2 separate regions of the Homo sapiens genome follow, and region 1 is linked to region 2. A link is an interaction called in ENCODE POLR2A ChIA-PET data of the cell type or tissue named here. Cell type or tissue: K562. All regions are shown on one strand. Each heading gives the region's core, and the rest is flanking DNA. Links, peaks and the distances in the headings are about the cores only. Region 1 overlaps CARM1 (coactivator associated arginine methyltransferase 1). Region 2 overlaps LDLR (low density lipoprotein receptor).

Evidence for each region. Peaks named below come from ENCODE experiments on the same cell type or tissue, not always from the same donor. Only the 100,000 strongest peaks of a DNase experiment are listed, where the experiment ranks them.
Region 1: POLR2A ChIA-PET joins it to region 2 with 6 read pairs; 3 of 35 experiments call an interaction of 5 or more read pairs at or near these places.

What each region holds. Positions count from the first base shown.
Region 1 is chr19:10,879,182-10,883,564 of GRCh38, forward strand. All of the region lies in intron 1 of CARM1 (coactivator associated arginine methyltransferase 1), which reads left to right. Among named protein-coding and RNA genes, the nearest start is that of CARM1, 9.8 kb to the left of the region's middle. RefSeq lists enhancers at 1-649, 1,491-2,333, 2,334-3,175, 3,176-4,017, 4,018-4,383. In K562, for the core only: no CTCF peak of the experiment used is centred there; DNase peaks (open chromatin) are centred at 130, 2,400 and 2,745; H3K4me3 peaks cover 256 bases.
Region 2 is chr19:11,124,376-11,128,758 of GRCh38, forward strand. LDLR (low density lipoprotein receptor) reads left to right here. Exons shown (of 18, transcript NM_000527.5): 16 at 3,633-3,710. Among named protein-coding and RNA genes, the nearest start is that of MIR6886, 13 kb to the left of the region's middle. In K562, for the core only: a CTCF peak has its summit at 1,907 (motif pointing right); a DNase peak (open chromatin) is centred at 1,876.

The DNA of each region.
Region 1 (4,383 bases), core at 88-4,087, 250 kb before region 2:
CCAGACAGCAGGACAGAGGAAGGGACAAAGGAGAAAGGGTGCAAAGGTCACATCCAGGTGTTTGTTAAGAAAGGTTCCCGGTAGCTGATGCAAGGTGCTTCAGCTTTCATTTTGTTGGCTAGAATGTAGTCACATGATCACTGCCAGCTGCAAGGGATGCTGGGAAATGTAGTTTTCAATCTGAGCGGCCATGTGCTCAGCTGAATTTAGGGTTCCAGTTTCCATGGACAAAGAGAGAACATACAGGGAGTCACCTTGGCCACAGTGGGTAGGATCTGGACCTGGCCAGAATGTTGGGAAGGACGTTTCTGGGTTATGGAGAGGTGCTCCAGTGGGCCAGGGCTGGAGACAGCCACCTGGCTTGGAGCACAGGGTCCCCTGTGAGGAGTGGAGGGGCTAAAAGTGGAAACAGGGCTGGGTTGGAATCGAGGATTTTTTTGGTTTTTTTGGAGATGAATTCTCGCCCTGTCACCCAGGCTGGAGCACAGTGGCTCAATGTCATCTCACTGCAACCTCTAGCCTCCCAGGTTCAAGTCATTCTCCTGCATCAGACTCCCAAGTAGCTAGGATTATAAGTGCGTGCAACCACACCCAGATAATTTTTGTATTTTTAGTAGATACGGGGGTCTCACCCTTTTGGCCAGGCTGGTCTTGAACTCCTGACCTCAAGTGATCCATCTGCCTTGGCCTCCCAAAGTCCTAGGATTACCGGCATGAGTCACCGCACCCAGCCTCAGGTGAAATCTTAATGGAAGGTGTCCAGTGCTGTGAGCAGCTCCTGGTCACCAAGCACTGGCCCTCTGTGTAGGGGGTCTGGATGAGATGGGTGGGCAAGGCCTTTCAACAGAAGCTGGAGTGTGGTGTGAACTTGCTAATGACTTTGAGATGCCAAGCCTCACACACCTCAGACCAGGTTGGATTTAGCAGGTGGAGAGGCTCAGGAAGACCTCTGTGGCAGGTGTGTCTCCTTTCTGCGGAAACCTGCTGCTTCTAAGGTCTGCTGGAGAACCTGGGAGGTGGTGAGTTTGCAAAGACATCCAGGGAAGCAGCCACTTAAGCGAGGGCAGGATGGAGGGGCCCACCTGGGCCACACCTGGCTGCTTGAGGTGGCGAGTTGAGGCTGGGAGGGGTTTCCATCAGTTCCATCAGCTCAGAGCTAGGATTTTTTTTTCTTCTTTTTTTGAGACAGGGTCTTGCTGTGTCACCCAGGCTGGAGTGCAGTGACACGATCATAGCTCATTGCAGCCTTGAACACCCAGGCTCAAGGGATTCTCCCTCCCTCAGCCTCTCTACAGGCTGGGACCACAGGCGCACATCACCATGCCTGGCTAATTTTTTTTTTTTTTTTTTTTTGTAGAGACAGGGTCTCACTATGTTGCTCAGGCGGATGTGGAACTCCTGGGCTCAAGCGATTCTCCTACCTTGGCCCCCAAAGTGCTGGGATTACAGGTGTGAGTCATGGCAGCCACGGCTCCAGAGCTCGGGTTCTTAATCTGGTCTGTGGATGGCCCCTGGGGGCGGTCCCATGAGCCCCTCACAATTGGACACAGTTTTGCAAAGGGGTAAAAGGACAAGAATCGGTAGCTGTGACTGTGGATGAGCCTCTGAGCTTCACTTTCCCTCCCTGAAAGGGGGTGACAGTGGCACCTCCCTGGAGGTTTTCGTGGAGGGGAGGAAACACATGTAAAATACTTCACCCCAGTTGGGCACAGAGGCTCATGCCTGTAATCCCAGGTTTTGGGAGGCCGAGGCAGCAGGGCGGTTTGAGTCCAGGAATTTACAACCAGCCCGGGAAACACAGTGAAACTGTATCTCTTAAAAAATAATTTAAAAAAATTAGCCGGCATGGTGGCACATGCCTCTAGTCCCAGCTATTCCAGAGGCTGAGGCGGGAGGATTGCTTGAGCCCAGAAGCTTGAGGCTACATTGAGCCATAATCGTACCACTGCACTCCATCCCGGGAAACAGGGCAAGACCTTGTCTCTAAAAAAAAATGCTTCTTGCTTGATGACTTGTGATATATGAAAAGGAAGAAAGAAAAGAAAAGCTTTGCCCTGTGTGCCTGGCCCGAAGTAAGTGCTCCATAAATTGGCCGTGGTGTAGCTGTGGATTCTCTGCACATTTTTCTGTGCAGAACCTCCCCTGATTTCGGTCAGCTTCTCAGAAGGATCTGTGACTGAAAAAGGGTACCAGTTCCTGGAGGACAGCACCTGATTGGGGAGTGGAGTCTGCCCTGGCTGGTAAGGGATTGGGGGCTCTCTGCGCAGGGCCAGGACATCTCTCCAGGGACAGGCGAGAAGCTTTGAAAGGGCAGGAAGGAGAGGGCAGCAAGGTCAGATGCCGTGAGAGGTCAGAGTGAGAGCCAAGGGGCGGTCACTGGATTTCTGAGCAGGAGGTCACAGGTGACCTCAGAGAGCAGTCCCCTGGAGGGCTGGGGTGGGGGAGGGGCCAGCCAGATGGCAGGTCTTGGGGGAGGTGACAGTGGAGCTGCAGAGAGAGCAGGGGGGACGGTGACCTTTCCCAGCCCACTGAGACCCACTCTTTCATTCATTCAGCCAGAAACAGGCAGCGAAAGTGGACTCGCCGTCTCCATAGTGCGGTAGCTCCCATCCAGCCAGCTTGAAATGGTCAGCAGAAATTCACCAAGCGTCTGCTGTGCACCAGTTACTGTTTTAGGAGCCCAGGGATGTGGTGACACCCGAGATAAACACAAGGTCCCACATTTGCAGGCCTGGGGACATTGTCTGAGGAGCGCTAAATCAGCAATCACTTAAAACAAGCTGAGGGGCTCCAGGATGCTGGGGGAGGGGCTCTGCTTAGAGGGAGGCTGAGGGCAGAGTCGTGCTTGTGGTAAGAGCTCTAGCAGGGGCCAGCTGGCAAGTCCTGATCCACTCCTTAGCATCCCGGTGACCACTTTGTGCCTCAGTTTCCTTGGCTGTCAGTTGTGGATCTTGACATCGTCTACCCTAGAGGGTTGTTGTGAGTGGCGAGCTGATAGAAGTAAAGTGCTTAAAATAGCGTCTGGCACTGCAGGAGGGAAGACCTCCTCTGGGAATGAACTTGTGGGCCTGGCATGGCCAAGGGCATGCAGTGGGGGGGATGGGGAGGCAAGGGACGCCTGTGATGGAGGCTGGGCTCCAGCCATGCTGTGGCCCGCTGTGCTTTCCTGGCGGGGCGATCATGGGCAAATGCCTCAGTGTCCCCGAATCTCAGCTTCCTTATTGGTGGGAGGATTCGGTGAGTGGCTTCCCTGGTGGAAAGTGGCCTTGGCCAGAGTAGACATCTGTGGCTGGACTGTATACAGAGCCCTGCCCAAGTCGGACACAGCCCCCCAATCTCCAGTGCACTCTGTCTTTTTTTTTTTTTTTTTTTTTTTTTGAGACAGGGTCTCACTCTGTCGCCCAGGCTGGAATACAGTGGAGCGATTTCTGCTCATTGCAACCTCCGCCTCCCAGGTTCAAGTGATTCTTGTGCCTCAGCCTCCTGAGTCTCTGGGACTATAGGCATGTGACACCATGCCCGGCTAATTTTTGTGTTTTTAGTAGAGACGGGGTTTCACCATGTTAGCCAGGCTGGCCTCGAACTCCTAACCTCAAGTGGATCTGCCCGCCTTGGTCTCCCAAAGTGCTGGGATTGCAGACATGAGCCACCGTGCCCGACCTCAGTCTTGGGGAGCAGAGAGAAGGCAGACAGAGAACCCCATCTCCTCTGCTGGGGAAGTGGTCTAGGGAGCACCTTGAAGAGAATGGCAGCTAAGGAGAGGTAGGGGAGAGGCTGGCCTGGCCAGAGAGAGGTGAGCTGCAAAGGAGGGGGACCCAGGGGCCTGCAGGGTGTCTGTGGTCAGCCCTGCTACTCTCTGCCTTTCCTGGCTGGAATGCTATCCCTGGCCTCCCAGCACTCTCTGGGTTAGAGGCTGCAGGCGGTCCTGATTAGCACACATGGGAGCCTCACCTTGGGACCTTGTCCAGGGAACCGTGGTTCTCCCTCCAGTTTCCTCCCATTAAATGGAGGGGGCTTTCGAGGATTGGCCCACACCCAACATAGGTGAATCCTTGGTCTCCTGAGCCTGCTATGTGGCCTGGAAGAGAAGATGTATCCCAAGTTGTCCAGGTGTGGGGGTAGGTAGGACACAGAGTAGCCCTGGGAATCCTGCCCAAGACCCCCTCGTCCCCAGTGATTGAGGAGGAGTCCCTTTCCCCGGTGTAGTTTATCTGTCCCAGGGGCCTTCTCCGGCACCCTCTGGATCTGCTTCCTGATCTCACTCTGGGGAACTGCTTGGGGAGCTTCACGTTTCAGTCTCAAGGATCGCGCAGGGCGGACCCTCAGCAGCCTCCAGATCTGCCCAGAAAGTCCACGGTGCCGGCCCTGCCACTTCTTTGTTTG
Region 2 (4,383 bases), core at 116-4,115:
AGTTTATTCTTTGGTGGCTCACACCTGTAATCTCAGCACTTTGGGAGGCCAAGGTGGGAGAATGGCTTGAGCCCAGGAGTTCAAGTCCAGCCTGGGCAACATAGCAAGACCCTATCTCTACTACAAAATAAATAATAAATAAACTAATTTTTTTTCTTTTAAAACCCAACTATTCAACATGGCAATGCAATATATTAAAAAAATTTTTTTTTTCTTTGAAACGGAGTCTCTCACTGTCACCCGGGCTGGAGTGCAGTGTCGCCATCTTGGCTCACTGCAACCTCCGCCTCCCAGGTCCAAGTGATTCTCCTGCTTCAGCCTCCCGAGTAGCTGGGATTACAGGCACCCACCACCATACCCAGCTAATATTTTTGTATTTTTAGTAGAGATGGGGTTTCACTATGTTGGGCAGGCTGGTCTGGAACTCCTGACCTCGTGATCTGCCCGAGGATCGGCGGCCTCCCAAAGTGCTGGGGATTGCAGGCATGAGCCACCGTGCCCAGCCAAAACTTTTTTATTTTTATTTTTTTGGGACACGGTCTCACTGTGTACCCCAGACTGGAGTGATAGAGTGCTGTCATGGCTCACTGCAGCCTCAACCTCCCTGGGCTCAGGTGATCTTCCTGCTTCAGTCTCCCAGGTAGCTGGGACTACAGGCATGAGCCACCACACCCAGCTAATTTTTGAATTTTTTTGTAGAGACAGGGTTTCACCTTGTGGCCCAGACTTGTCTCTAACTCCAGGGCTCAAGCGATCTGCCCACCTTGGCCTCCCAAAGTGCTGAGATTAATGCAATTTAAAAAATTTTTTGGCCAGGCCTGGTGGCTCATGCCTGTATTCACAACACCTTGGGAGGCAAAGGTGGGCAGATCACTTGAGGTCAGGAGTTCGAGACTAGCCTGGCCAACATGGTGAAACCCCCTGTCTACTAAAAAAATACAAAAATTACCTGGGCACAGTGGTGGGTGCCTGTAATCCCAGCTACTTGGGATGCTGAGGGTGGAGAATTGCTTGAACCTGGGAGGCAGAAGTTGCAGTAAGCCAAGATCATGCCACTGGACTCCAGCCTCAGTGACAGAGCAAAACTCTGTCTCCAAAAAAATTGTTTTTTTTTTTTTTTTTTCAAATCATCACACTACAGCCAAGGCCTGGCCACTTACTTTTGTAAATAAAGTTTTATTGGAGCCAGTGGACCAGTGAGGCCGAATCTTGCAGGTGTAAGATCACAGTCTATCCTTGAAAATTTTGATATTTTGTTCATTGGGTGGTTTTTCATTAATTTAAATTTTAAAAAATAACATATTAAAGGCTGGTGTGGAGGTGCACGCCTGCAGTCCTAGCTACTCCCAGAGGCTGAGGCGGGAGACTTGCTTGAGCCCAAGAGTTGAAGTCCAGCCTGGGCAACATAGCGAGACCCCCATCTCTAAAAATAAAAATAATGCATTAGAATATTATTGGATTCCTGGGCAGGGCACAGTGGCTCACACCTGTAATCCCAGCACTTTGGGAGGCTGAGGTGGGTGGATCACCTGAGGTCAGGAGTTTGAGACCAGCCTGGCCAACATGGTGAAACCCCGTCTCTACTAAAAATACAAAAATTAGCCAGGCGTGGTGGCAGGTGCCTGTAATCCCAGCTACTCGGGAGGCTGAAGCACGAGAATCGCTTGAATCCAGGAGGCGGAGGTTGCAGTGAGCTGAGATTGCGCCATTGCACTCCAGCCTGGAGGACAAGAGTGAAACTCCATTCCCCTCTGCAAAGAAAAGGAATATTATCAGATTCCTAAGCTTTTTGGCTCCCCCTTTAGTTTGGGGGCTGGGGTGGTGAGTGTCTGACCTGGCCTCACTGTCCTCCCTGGATGTGATGAGACCCAGGTGTGGGTCAGGATGTCATTCGTTTGTCCACCAGAGGGCGCCCAAACTGCTTTGAGCTGCTGGGAAATGGTGCTCCTAGACTTTTAGCAAACAAACAAAAAAAAATGGCACATCGGCAAATTTCAGACCATTCTTTTTTTTTTTTTTTTTGGTTCCAGAGTAGCTGAAATCTTTGTTCAGTTACAAGCAGGATAAAATGGAAACTGCCTGGGAGAGGCTGAGAAACCTTCTTGCTTGGGGGAGGTGGGGCACTGCTAGAATTAATCGCTTCACAGACCAGCCCATCCAGGACTCCTCAAATTTGGCAAAAAAGCCATTCATTCATTCATTCATTTATGTAGAGACGAGGGGGATCTGGCTATATTGCCTAGATTGGTCTCAAATTCCTGGCCTCAAGTGATCCTCCTGCCTTGGTCTACTAATGTGCTGCGATTACAGGCATGAGCCACCGTGCCTAGCTCTAGTGGACTTGAAATGTTGCCTTGCCCAGGGCCCTTATGTTGAATGGCCCAGGTCCACTTGTATGGTTCTGTACCAAGGTTAACCCCATCCCATAATGCCTGGGACAGTTGATGCAGGACAATCAGCTTCTGTGCCATTCAACCTCAGGACTGAGCATGCTGGGCATTGTGGGGTCCGAAGGTGGCTCCCCTGTCCCCTTCAAAATACCCTCTTTTTCTTTTCTTCTTTTTTTTTTTTTTTTTTTTTTGAGACGAAGTCTTGCTCTGTTGCCCCAGCTAGAGTGCAGTGGTGCGATCTCAGCTCCCCGCAACCTCTGCTTCCCGGGTTCAGGCGATTCTCCTGCCTCAGCCTCCTGAGTAGCTGGGATTACAGGTGCCCACCGCCACAGCTGGCTAATTTTTGTATTTTTAGTAGAGACAGGGTTTCACCGTGTTGGCCAGGCTGGTCTTGAACTCCTGACCTCAGGCAACCTGCCCACCTCAGCCTCCCAAAGTGCTGGGATTACAGGTTTGAGCCACTGGGCCTGGCCTTTTTTTTTTTTTTTTGAGAGGGAGTCTCACTCTGTTGCCCAGGCTGGAGTGCAATGGCGCGATCTTGACTCACTGCAACTCCATTTCCCGGGTTCAAGTGATTCTCCTCCCTCAGCCTCCCAAGTAGCTGGGATTACAGGTGCATGCCACCACGGCCAGCTAATTTTGTATTTTTAGTAGAGACAGGGTTTCACTATGTTGATCATGCTGGTCTCAAACTCCTGACCTTAGGTGATCTGCCCGCCTTAGCCTCCCAAAGTGTTGGGATTACAGGTGTGAGCCACCGCGCCCAGACCAAAATATGCTCATTTTAATAAAATGCACAAGTAGGTTGACAAGAATTTCACCTGCAACCTTGTCAACCACCTAGAATAAAAGCCTCTGCAGCCCTCCCCTAAAGACTCATCAATGTGAGGCTCAAGAACCTTCTTAGGCTGGGCTCGGTGGCTCATTTCTGTAATCCCTGCACTTTGGAAGGCTGAGGCAGGAGGATCTCTTGAGGCCAGGAGTTCAAGACAAGCCTGGGCAACATAGCCAGACCTCTGTTTCTATCCCCCACAAAAAGAACCTTCTTAAACCGGAATTGAGTCCTACAACCTCGATAACTCACAAATAAGCCCGTGTGGCCTCTCACAGACTTGGGAAGTTCTCCAAGTGTCCAGGGAGATGTGCCAGGCGCTTTCCTGCCGTGACCACCGTCCTCTGCCTGCTCCATTTCTTGGTGGCCTTCCTTTAGACCTGGGCCTCACTCTTGCTTCTCTCCTGCAGCTCTGGGCGACGTTGCTGGCAGAGGAAATGAGAAGAAGCCCAGTAGCGTGAGGGCTCTGTCCATTGTCCTCCCCATCGGTAAGCGCGGGCCGGTCCCCCAGCGTCCCCCAGGTCACAGCCTCCCGCTATGTGACCTCGTGCCTGGCTGGTTGGGCCTGTTCACTTTTTCTCCTGGACAGGGAACAGCCCCACTGGTGTCCTTTATCACCCCCACGGCCTCTCCTGGCTTGGGGCTGACAGTGACAAGATCAGACAGCTAAGGGGTCAGATGGAGGATGTGGAGCTGGGTCCCGTGCTGTGGAATAGCCTCACCGAGATTTGAGTGCCTTCTGGGGAACTGGTTCCCTTGCAGGGGGCTGTGTGGAGAGGCGCGCTCTCCCTGCCTCACCCATGCTCATCCTAACTCGGTTACCATCACATCTCTTTTTTCTTTTTTTCTTAAATTTTAAGAAAAAAGAAATTTAATTTTTTTGAGAGACAGAGTCTTGCTCTGTCACCCAGGCTGGAGTGCAGTGGCACCATCATGCCTCGCTGCAGCCTCAATGTCTGGGCTCAAGCGATCCTCCCACCTCAGCCTCCTGAGTAGCTGGTGCAAGCCACTATACCCCACTTCCTATTTCTTAAAAAGTCACAGCCCTGTGTGTGGCTAATCCTGGACAGAAATCTAGAAGAAGTCAGCTACTTCTGGGGCGTGGCTCACCCAGTGGGCTTCAGGTTAGATATTTCTTATACTTATGAGGCTGGGTGTGGT